Regions from separate parts of the Homo sapiens genome. Here region 1 is linked to region 2. Evidence: chromatin contacts called from ENCODE Hi-C or POLR2A ChIA-PET data. All regions are on one chromosome and are shown on one strand. The core of a region is the stretch at or near the end of the contact, and the rest is flanking DNA. Distances in the headings are between cores, read along the strand shown.

Region 1 (6,173 bases), core at 3,302-5,801, 63 kb after region 2:
TTCAGTTATCACTGTTTTTGGTTCTCTGGCTTCTTGATAGTCTCCTTGGAAGAAAAACAACTGCATCTTTCCCTCTAAAGGCAAGGGCCATCTCTATATCTCTGAAGATCTAACCTTCTGCCACAGTTCGAATATGTTGGAAACGTAATCCCCCATGCAACAGTGTTGAGGGGGGTTGCCTAATAAGAGGTCATGAGGGCTCTCCTCCCAGGCTGTTTTGCCCTGCCGCCTTCCACCACGGATGATGTAGCACAAGGGCCCTCAACAGATGCCAGCCCCTCCGTCTTGCACTTTCCAGCCTCTAGAATTATAAGAAATAAATTTCTGTTATTCTTTTTTAATTACTCAGTCTCAGGTATTCTGTCATAGCATCAGAATACACACTAAGATACCTGCCTAGGCCATGAGGACCCCAAGACACAGCACAAATTTTGTACAAACTCTAACCAGACCACCTTTTTCCTACTCCCAGGGTGAGGTCCTTCCTTCCCCTGTCCCTTGCAGCCCTATGGGCTTTTTTGCTTTCTCTCATTCTCCGGGCCTTCTGCAGCTCTATTTCCTGCAAGATTGCATCTTTTCTCCTGGATATTTGGTCGTCGCTGGGCTGAGGTGGCAGCCTAGTGTTGGGAGCAGGCTTCTGGCTGGCCTCTGATCAGTAAGCCAGAGGGGTCACCTTGTCCTGAAATACAACCCAGCCATTGGCCATGTTTTCCACCATCTTATGAGTATTCCCAGTGACCAACCTCAGCAGTTCAAGACAAGTTGGGTTACACAACAAGGCAGCACAATAATGAAGCTCCCACCCCTGGCTTGGGCCTGGGCGTTAGAAAGCCCTGCCTGCGGGGGGCCCTCTCACATGCAGAAGGCAATGGGTAGTAGCTTCACCAGACGATCCTCTGCCTACCTGCTCCAGGTCTCCCCCTGGGGCCATCCCACCTCTTCCTCATTAAAGCCTGTGCTGAAAGGAGCGGGGTTGTTTTTCAAATTCTTTCAGCAGTGAGTTATTGATCAACACTGATAGTGCGAGCAGCTTGATCTCACCCTGAACTGGCAGAGATTAATTAGCTTGATTCCCAAGCATAATTCCTAATTAGGCACAGGAAGAAAGGAAAGAAAACACAAAGGAACTATTCTTCTCCAGGAACCACCGACCTTCTGTCCAGGGGTGGAGGAGGAAGAAACAGGTAAGCATGTCCCAGCACCAGAGTGCTTCCTGCCCATTCCAAAGCTGGGCAGCCAGCCCGTCAGCACAAACAACACCGAGGACGGTGCCAGTGCCATCCTGCAAGGGTTTCAGAAGAAAATGTGCATTTAATTTGTTTGCTTTACTCTCTGCCTAATGATGGGCAGGGAAGGCACAATTAAGCAGGAGGCTTTGAAGTACCTGCTCTAGGCTTGCTTAGCCACCAGAGGCTGAGGATGCAAGCAGGGGAGAGTTCAGCTCCAATAGGCTGGGGAAGAAAGGTTGGATGGGGAGGGTGTAGTGGCCCTGAGACTTGAGCAGAAATAGTGAAAGGAACCACTTCCTGCAGCTGAGAGGCAGGAGCCATCATGTTCTGTTGTGGGCATTTTCTAGAATGTTCCAGCCAGGACCAGCAGCTCAAATGGCTCTTCCCTGGTGGTGGGTAGGGCAATAGGAGATAGGAGGGACCTTCAATGTGGCAACTGTGAGGTTTGGCCAATCAACTTACCCATGCTGAGCTTCGGTTTCTCTTCAGTGAAATGGGGATAATTAATGATCGTATCAGCTTACATGACGGTTGTGAGAATTAACTGAAGAATTCAGAGATGCATGGCACATAGGAGGCACTTCCTAACCCACCTAAAGAAAGCAAACCCACAGGGCAGCAAATCAGAAATGGATGAGGGCTGACCTCCTCTTTATTCAGTAGCACATGTCTAATAGACCCGACTGTGTCTCGCACATGCTGCCCCTGAGGAAGACTTATTATAGGGAGCTACAAACAGTGTCACCTGGGAAAGACAGTGAACTCAGTTATAGAACAAGAACACCTGCCCGGGCTGACTGGGGGCCAGGATGCAGGGAAGGCTGCCTGGAGGAAGTGACATACCCCTGAGTCTCAATTGGCCAGGGAAACAACTGAGCAATGATTTGTGAAAATGAGTTCAGTAGAGGTTAATAAAAATTGGGAGTCCTGGCCAGTGGCTCACGCCTGTAATCCCAGCACTTCGGGAGCCCAAGGCAGGCGGATCACAAGGTCAGGAGTTCGAGACCAGCCTGATCAACATGATGAAACCCTGTCTCTACTAAAAATACAAAAATTAGCCAGGCATGGTGGTGCCTGCCTGTAATCCCAGCTACTCAGGAGGCTGAGGCAGGAGAATCGCTTGAACCCAGGAGGCGGAGGTTGCAGTGAGCTGAGATCATGCCGCTGCACTCCAGCCTGGGCAACAGAGCAAGACTCCGTCTAAAAAAAAAAAAAAAAAGGGAATCCCTGCTGTCTGCAGTAGGCCAATCAAGTGTCCAAGAATTGTGAGAATGTGCTTCCCCATCACCACCACCAGCCCACACCCACACCAAAATGTGTCACCCTTCAATCCCTTCAAGTCTGTCTGCTCAGCATCCTGATCCAAACAAGCCACTTTAAAAAGTGCAGTTATGAAACAATTCGAACACTGACTGGACTACTGTTTATATTTTTAGATGTGATACTGTGGTTATGTTTCTCTAAAAGTCCTTGTCTGTTAGAGATACACACTGAAGTGTTTACAGAGAGAATGATACAATCGCTGTCTGGAATCCGCTTCAATACCATCCATTGTTGGAGGGTGGGTAGTGGGGTTAGGGGGTTTTGAGGAAACAAGATTGGCCCGGTCTATCAGCATTGATGCTGGGTGAGATAGGTAAATGGGGGTTCATTATACACTTTACTTTTGAAAATGAAGTTTTTCGTAATAAAAAGTTGAAAGAAAGAAGGAAGGGAGATGGGAAGGCAGGGAAAGGAGAAAGGGAAGGAGAGAAGGAAAAGATTCTGCTCAAATGTCCCTTTGGAAACCTTCCTTGACCCCCGCGTTGGTGTGGGGCCGGGGGAATGGGGAGGCTGTTTTCTGCTCAGCCAGAGCAACAAGGCCCATGAGGAGACAGGAGGGATGTCTGGGGAGCAGTCCCAAGCCACAGAGTCCTTCTGGGGACCAGCCACACCATGAAGAGAGAGCAGAACAGGGAGCATAGCACAGACCTATGACATAGCACTGTGCCATGACATCAGCTGGCAAAGGCCCATGGGACCAGGAGGGAGGCATTAGAAGGGCGAACACTAGCAGCTGTTGAGTAGGAAGAAATGTGAGCCGACTTCTCTACCTAAGGAAGCGGTGGCAAGGCCGTGGAGGTTCGGGATGGGGACGGGTTCCAGGATTAGAGTGCTTTTTTTTTTCTTTCTTTCTTTTGAAGGAGGAGAGGCTATGGGAGCCTCAGGTACCGAGCATCTGGTGTCTGGAGAGATGCAGCTACTCAAGGCAGTTTCTGATCTGGAACCAGGAAGTCTCTGTTTCCCCACCAGCCAGCAAACGTTCTGGACTTGGTGCTGGGCCTGCCACCACCAAAGGTGGAGATGCCCCACATACCTGCGTCAGGCATGACAGGTCACCCCTGAGTCCTTGGGTCTCCCCAAGGCTTCTCCAGGGCTTCCCAACAGGGCTGAGATTCAAGAAAACGCTCAAGGTCCACCCCACTGCTCCGACCCTCTCACCAGAAGAAAAGGGCTGTGTCCCAAGGGCAGCCTGCTTGGGAAAAGAATATGTGGGGTGACTTGTCCAGATCTGCCCAGGGAGGCTGGGAATGGAGAGAGAAAGGAATCTGCCCACCAGTTGGGGGAAAAGTGGATTTCGCAACAACCTTGATGATATTAAATGCTTGGGGGGCCTGGGAAGACCAAATGTTTAATATTTGGAGAAGAGGCTGTCTAAACAGAGTAATTAGGAGGCTCCTTTGTAGTGATATGAAAGAGATGAATTGGGTATATTTGACATCAAAGACAGGAGATCCAGTGGGGAATGAGACCCACGGCCGGGCGTGGGCAGCGCTGGAGGACAGGCTCTCCCAGTGTGCTGCGGGGGAGGGCAGCCCCTGCAGTGTGCGTGTTGAGTGCTGGGAAACCCCCAAGTAACACTTCCCCCCTCATTTAACACACTTCCTAAAACCTCTCCTCCCCAAAAGCCACTTTGCAAAAGCAGCGATTACCACCAACCACGAGAAACACAGGAGCCTGCCTTCCACTGTTTACCACTGGGCAGGAAGTCGTTTATGGACCAGTCTCTTGCCCAGGCTAAACTCAGAAGTGGACACTGAGGGCCGGTTGTGGGTGCCACCAGGCAAGCTAGGGCATCGGAGTTCAGCAGAGCTGGGTGGGAATTCTGCTTCTCCCTCCACTACCTGGGTAACCCTGGGCAAGTCACTTAGCCTCTCCGAGCATAAACTGGTTTGCTTGTAATATGCAAATAATAAGGGGTGGGGGAAATTTTTTTTTTTTTTTTTGAGACAGAGTCTCGCTCTGTCACCCAGGCTGGAGTGCAGTGGCGTGATCTCGGCTCATTGCAACCTCCGCCTCCTGGGTTCAAGCAATTCTCCTGCCTCAGCCTCCTGAGTAGCTGGGATTACAGGCGCCCGCCACCACTCCCAGCTAATTTTTGTATTTTTAGTAGGGACGAGGTTTCACCATGTTGGTCAGGCTGGTCTCAAACTCCTGACCTCGTGATCTGCCCTCCTTGGCCTTCCAAAGTGCTGGGATTACAGGCGTGATGGAGATGATACTCCCTAAATCACAAGGGTGTGGTGTGAAGATGAAATGGCTGCACGTGACAGAGGAGTTGGAGAACAGGAAGCAAGTGGATTACTTGGATGAACTGTGATGGGCCCAAGAAGAACTAAGCCAATCACTCCAGGGGGCGTTTTCCCAGGATCCAGGCAGAGAGCTGATTCCAGCATCCACGTTGTATCCCCCTCCCGCTGTGGCCGGGGTCTCCAAGAGCCGGGCACCCACTGCAGAGCTTCCAAGCCCAGGCCCATTTGAACACAGGAGGACTTTTGAGGTTCATTTAACCCCAAAATCAGTGATTCTACATCTCAAGCTCATATTTTGAAGTGTTTACGGGTAAGTCATATGATACTGGTCATTTATTTTTTAAATATTCTAGCCAAAAGTACATGGTAGACAAAGTGAGAATGTCAGAATGTTGATAATTAGTGAAACTAGACGAAGATACATGAAAGTTTAATTTTGATTCTCACCTACTTTCATGTGCATTAGGAAACTTTCATAATAAGTTAAAGTAACAAAATAGGCCAGACTCGGCTGCTCATGCCTGCAATCCCAGCACTTTGGGCGGCTAAGGCAGGCGGATTACTTGAGGTCACGAGTTTGAAACCAGCCTGGCCAACGTGGTGAAACCCCATCTCCCCTAGAAAATAAAACAAAAAAAAAAATTGTAGCTGGGCATGGTGGCAGGCCCCTGTAATCCCACCTACTCAGGAGGGTGAGGGAGGAGAATCGCTTGAGCCTCAGAGGCAGAGGTTGCAGTGAGCCAAGATTGCGCCATTGCACTCCAGCCTGGGTGAGAGAGCGAGACTCCATCTCTGAATAAATAAAGTAACAAAATACATTTCAGTCTCGAGCTCCAGTTCCCTGCCAGGAAGAGCTGAAGCTGAGCTCTGGCACCCCCTGCTTCTTCTCCCTCATCCCTAAAACATGTGGGGTACTGGGTGCCAAAGGAGATCTGAAGATGGCCACCACTCAGACCAGCAGTAGAGGCCAAGAAGGTGGTGAGAAATTTTAAGGTATTGTAGCATATGCTCTCCAGGGTGAGGACACAGGATGCTGGGACCTAAGGAGGGAGAAGTTAACCCAGAGAGGGCCCAAGTCAGGGAGGACCTGACTGTGGTGACAGAGCCAGTCATGCTAATAATAGGAGCAGTGGTTTTGCAATCACAAATATTGGTCTGGGGGACTGCGGGCCCAATGTGGTGGGAGTTTTAGAGCAGGGACCCCTCCACTGTACGTGGATTCTTATACTTGCTAAGTTGCACTGAATTCTCAATCAACCCATTTGGAGGCTCTCACCAAGACAGGAGTCCCTTTGAATTGGTAGGATGTTAAAAGCTTCCTCCAGCCATTGACCCTGGGTCCCATTGGTAGAAATCAGATAATAAATCAGAT
Region 2 (5,792 bases), core at 43-2,542:
AAACCTGTAAGGTCTCCAGGTATTTGATTGGCTTGCCATATTCCTTCTCCTGATTCTGGAAGAGTCCAGTAACTGATATTTTACATGTAACAGGACAAATAACATTTGAACTTTCAGTGCTAGATAATTTTTTAAAATTTAACCTGCATTTTGGGGGCTTTTTTTCTCAAAGGTCATTTGTTTGTTTTATTAAAGAAAACTTCTATCAGGGAACCTTGGCCTACAGGCAGGCAAGAATTTGTGATGTTCTCAGTGGCCCTTCAAGTTCATTTTGTTACCCTTCACATCCTTGAGTATCTTCCCCTGTTATAAACAGCATACTAGCCAAACCAAAATGGCATTTGGAAAAGAAAACCCAAATTCACCGTGAATGGAATCCAGTGAAGAAATGTTTAATCTAGTTAGTGGGTGGGCTTTGGTTGTCATGGAAACTCAGCTCTGTCATCCTGTGTTGTTACTAGGCAGGAGCAGCCAGGTCATTCCATAAATCATTTCTGTCATAGCTGACGGTGATGCATTCCATCTGCTCCATCACTGCATGCCATAGTCTGCACATTTCAAATCCCTTCCTTCAATCCATCTGCTTCCCCACTTCCCAGCCGGACACCTCCCCAAATACATTCTTTTTCCAACTTTCCTTACAGACTCGCATTCACTTTAATATATGTTTAGTGCACTCAAAACGTACTGAAAAAGAAAAACATTACATTATCTGGGGATAGGAAGGATTAGAAGAGATGAGGAGAAGGAAATTAATGAGGATTACTTTTGAGAGTCTGACATGCATATCATAATTTTATGTCAGGTATTATAGATATTTTGAAATGGTGACTGACTCTTTTGAAATTTTAAGTTCTTTAGAATGTGACGCTTTTAATATAGCCTCTGGTTTTAGATGGAGAAACACTATGCTATTGTCATTAAAAATTAATTCTATTTCCCCAATTGTCTAATATATGTCTTAAAAGATCTTTCATATTGTGAAACATCAGAGGGTACAACCTTTGTTCTTCAGTTTAGGTATTAAAGAGCACACAGAATACTGTGTGATTAAACATGTAAGGCCAGATAATGCATTTGCAAAGGTTCCTTTATTTTAGGTTTAAGCCTGCATAATTGTGGTCTTAATCTCAGGATAGCAAGAAAGAGAATTGTACATGAAAGTATTTACACAAAGTTCCCAAAGCCCTGTGGATTATGCATTAGTTTAGATAAAAAAAAAGAAAAAAAAAAAACCTAGGGTAGATAGAAGGAAAGGAAAATCTGGGTATTCGTGCCATTTCTAATGTGTTTCCCTGAACATTTGCCAGACAATAACCCTTTAAGATTGTGCCCGTGGAGAGTTATATAGAGGAAGAAACATCTGGTTTCTTTCGGTGCCTAATACCATATCAAAACACTTGGTCTTTAATTTAGAGGAGATCAAACAAGAAGACTGTTTAACTTTGTTGATTATATCAGACTTCTTTGTGATAATTTATGTTTTGATTTCTACCTCAGAGCAAGGGAAAAAGAGAGAGAGAGAGTGTGTGTGTGTGTGTGTGTGTGTATATGTATGTGTGTATTAATCTGGATAAATGGTCAGTAGTCTCTAACAAAAGAAAAGAAAATTCAGGGAAGTTGATGTTTAAAAGTAATTCATGAAATAACTTTCTTTGTTCCTTAGACTCAATAACATTAGCATAATAAAGATTAACTGAAATGTGCACTGTAGTGTTTAAAAAATTGGGCTCACAGTTCCGGGGTTGGGCTTGGGAGCAGTCCATTGTTTCTTTTTTGTCTAAAGCCCTTTTCATTAGCCTCTGGCTTATTGGCACCCTGCTGATTGGAATAGACCATGACTGATAGGAGGAGGAGTCTCATTTGTTGGAGTAAAATGAGGCATATTACCGTTTAAGCCTGGCAGAAGGCATTGGGAGTTATTCATTATTGGTCATTTAACAGTATGAGGACCATGGACTGCATGCAGAATGAGTGCTTACTTTGTTTATGCTCTAGACTCTAAATCACTCTTTACCCCCATTTTTTTAAGTAACTGATTTTGTTCTTCTTTTTATTCTTACCTTCAAACATCAATGTAGGAGTTCTTTTAAGTCCAGAAAGTATGAAAAGAAACATATTCCTGATTTAGAATAAAGCCAAATAAAGCCTGTGTTTAGAAGTTAAAGTAGCACAATTTTTATAGAATAAGTATGATTTGTTTGCGATTTGGTAATAAAATAAACACTCAGAGATAAAGCTTAGTGAAATGACCTGTGATCCAAAAGGCTGTGTTATCATGCTTTTCAAATGTTGTATTGCTCCTCCTCTCCCACCATACACATTCTTTTTATGAAAGTAAAAGTGATTTTTTAAAAAGTCCTGTAACTTACAGGGCTATCTGTAAATTTAGGAAAAGTATTGATAACAATTCTGTCTGTCATCACTTTAACTGGCAAAGTAGAACCAGTGACTGTGATGGATGAGTGGAAAAATTGGCTTTTATTGTACAAATGGAGAAGCTGCTTTTGGAAAAAATACCAGAAATGATATATTTTTATACTTGATATGTTTTTGGTGCTGTTTCTCCCGTTTAGACAGTGATTTTTTTTTTTAAGTTTACACCAGTTTTACATATAGCATTGGGGCATTTCACCAAGTCATTTAAAGATAGTGCTCTTATATGACTCTAAACTATTACCTCTTCCTTCCTTGATATAAAGGAGCTTTCACCAGTTGTTGACATGGTTAGGGATTGTTTAAGTGTAAGGACAGAGTTTTCAGGGAAAATCGGGATTGGTAGTCCATTTCTACCCTCAAAAGCCCATGCCTACCTAACAGTGTGATATGGACAGCTTAGTACATCAACACTAATTCCCAGAAATAGTGAAACCTCACCATATGATTATTCTCAAAGCTTATGCCATAAAACTGATTTGAAATTAAGTCATATTTATAACAAGCTCTTTTGCCCTTGGTATTTCTGTTGCTGACCCACATTGTATAAATACCAAGATAAATACTACCATTTATTGAGTCCTGCTTTTTATCAGTTAGTATTATAGCAAATTTCAATTGTAGTTTAATCACTCAAGTTAAAAATATATATATTGGGCACCTACTTTTACAAGATACTGGCATACAATAATGGATTCAATGTTGACCAGTATAAGTTTCCTGTCTTCAAAGAGCTTGTAGTCAAGGAGAGAAGACAGATATACAAATAATGATAATGTATAACACAGTGTGAAGTAAAAGAGCAGAGAGAAGTTCAGACTATTTTCTAAGAGTATAAGGAAGGTGAAAATGTATAAATGGGGAAGTGACATTGGAACTGAGCTTTGATAAGTAGAATTCCATCTGGGAGAGGTTAAGAAACAAGCGTTCTGAAAGGAGGACAAGCTGTGTTTAGAAAATGAAAAAAATATTTTGTTTGCATAATAGGGTATGTAGGTTAAAAGTAGACTATAAGGGCTAGGCAACACCACGCCTGTAATCCCAGCACTTTAGGAGGCTGAGGCAGTGGGATCACCTGGGTCGGGAGTTCGAGACCAGCCTGACCAACACGGAGAAACCCCGTCTCTACTAAAAATACAAAATTAGCCTGGCATGGTGGTGCATGCCTGTAATCCCAGCTAGTCGGGAGGCTGGGGCAGGAGAATCGCTTGAACCCAGGAAGCAGAGGTTGTGGTGAGCTGAGATTGCACCACTGCACTCCAGCCTAGGCAACAAGAGCGAAAGTCCATCTCAAAAAAACAAAGAGGAAGAAAAATTAGCCGGGTATGGTGGTACACGCCTATGTAATCCCAGCTGCTTGGGAGGCTGAGGCAGTAGAATCACTTAAACCTGGTTGCAGTGAGCCGAGATCGTGCCACTGCACTTCAGCCTGGGCAACAGAGCAAGACTCCATCTCAAAAAAAAAAAAAAAAAGTTTTTGAGGACAGTAGTTCAGGGCAATTATGTATAGGATGGAAAGAGAGGGGAGTAACTAGAAATATAAACACTTAAGTAGTCCAGCCGCAAGTTTGAGTAAAGATTTAAAGTGGTGTCATGGCAGTGATTATGACATGTGCCTGTCCCAGAAACATTAGAGAATTGTGGATATCGGTGTCTCCAGAGGGAAGGGTAGAGTGGCAGAGGAAAAGAGGAGAGAGTACTTATGGTAACCATAAGCATGGTGCTACTAACCTAAATAGAAGAGTAGAGATGGGAAGGATGGGAAGCTTGGGGTGGTGATAAAAAATTTGGGTTTGGACATAACTGCGCTTGAGATGAAAAGAGATCCTGTCCAGATAGAAAAGTCTAGCAACCAGTGTGACAAGAGAGATACCAATTTAGGAGTCATACCTGGATGTGATAGTTGATATTTGACAAAGAATACTATTACCAAGAGATAAAGCACAGGGAAATGAAAGAATACTGAGACTAGAACTCTGGGGAAACCTACATTAAGGGAAATGGAAGAGTAAAATAGAGATGGACCCTAGGGACTTTATCAAATACAAAGACTGAAAAGAATCACTTAAATGGAAATTCCTGGCAAGGATTATGCTTTTCATTCTTAATGACAACTGTATATCTGTACATTGAACCCTCACCATTTATCTGCACTGTTGTGGAATCTGAGGCTACATTAATAAGACAAATTCCTCATTCTTCTGGGGCTTATATTTTACCATGGGAAAGGATAAAAAAACAGGTAACAGACAAATGTAGATGATTAGAAATACAGTGTAAGCACTATGAAGAATACGAAAGAAGGAGTATGTAACAGAAAATGCTGCTTCATGAGTTGGGCTAGTTGACAGTTTTGCATAGAACTGACGATTTCTCACTCATCCATCCACCATCAGTGTTATCAGCCTTTCCCTCCCTTGCCAATATTGTAGTCAAGACATATTTCATAAAGATGAGCATCAATTGCTCATAAATGGTATAATTATTTGAATTATGAACATAAGAAATGGTGGTTTTCAGTGGTAAAGAGGTATGTTGAGGGCCGGGTTCAATGGCTCACGCCTGTAATCCCAGCACTTTGGGAGGCCAAAGCAGGCAGATCACTTCAGCCTAGGAGTTCAAGACCAGCCTGGGCAACATAGCGGAACCCCATCTCTACAAAAAATACAAAAATGTTGGGTGTGGTGGTGAGGGCTTGTAGTCCCAGCTCCTTGGGAAGTCAAGGTGGAAGGATTGCTTGAGCCCAGGAAGTTGAGGCTGCAGTGAGCCATGATTGCACCACTGCATTCCAGCCTGGGTGACAGAGCAAGACCCTGTCTCAAAAAAAAAAAAAAAAAAAAAAGAAAGGGAAAAGGTATGTTGAAACATGTTTTGTTTCTGTTGAAGTTTGATGACCTTCCCTAATTTACTTATGTGGTTGAAATAAATCAATGTATGTGTGCAAAGCCACTAAGAACAAAAATGTACTTTCCCAAGCTAATTTTCCCATGTGTCCAATGAATGTTTTAAAAGGTAACAACTTAAAAACCAATAATATTGATTTTTTTTTTTTCATACACTGTCTTACTCTGTCACCCAAGCTGGAGTGCAGTGGCTCGATCTCGGCTCACTGAAACCTCCACCTCCCAGATTCAAGCGATTCTCCTGCCTCAGACCCCGCGAGTAGCTGGGATTACAGTCGCCCACCACGCCCGACTAATTTTTGTATGTCTAGTAGAGACGGGGTTTCAGCATGTTGGCCAGGCTGGTCTCGAACTCCTGACCTCAGGTGATCCACCTGCCTCGGCCTCCCAAAGTGCTGGGATTATAGGCGTGAGCTACCGCACCCGGCCTATTATTGATCTTATACTACCTCT

The links. Hi-C counts contacts between places; a loop is a spot of excess contacts on that map. ChIA-PET counts read pairs that join two places held with the same protein, here RNA polymerase II (POLR2A). Pooled maps may share reads with other maps.
Region 1: a map of left ventricle myocardium superior shows a loop between it and region 2 (3-fold over the local background). The contact joins the promoter of LINC00926 here to the enhancer-like site in region 2. A Hi-C loop is called at or near these places in 10 of 168 maps with a recorded cell type or tissue (GM12878, HCT116, IMR-90 and 7 more), 17 of 37 single-sample maps with no recorded cell type and 5 of 50 pooled maps. POLR2A ChIA-PET finds 5 or more read pairs at or near these places in 5 of 52 experiments (AG04450, BJ, GM12878 and 2 more).

Annotation. Positions count from the first base shown.
Region 1 is chr15:57,295,814-57,301,986 of GRCh38, forward strand. LINC00926 (long intergenic non-protein coding RNA 926) reads left to right here and starts at 4,552. Exons shown (of 3, transcript NR_024433.1): 1 at 4,552-5,111. RefSeq lists enhancers at 2,562-2,611, 3,094-3,213.
Region 2 is chr15:57,235,624-57,241,415 of GRCh38, forward strand. All of the region lies in intron 12 of TCF12 (transcription factor 12), which reads left to right. Among named protein-coding and RNA genes, the nearest start is that of SNORD13D, 40 kb to the right of the region's middle. Within about 2 kb of position 1,293, at least 2 of the 41 ENCODE cell types and tissues checked have a DNase peak (open chromatin) inside an H3K27ac peak, as active enhancers do.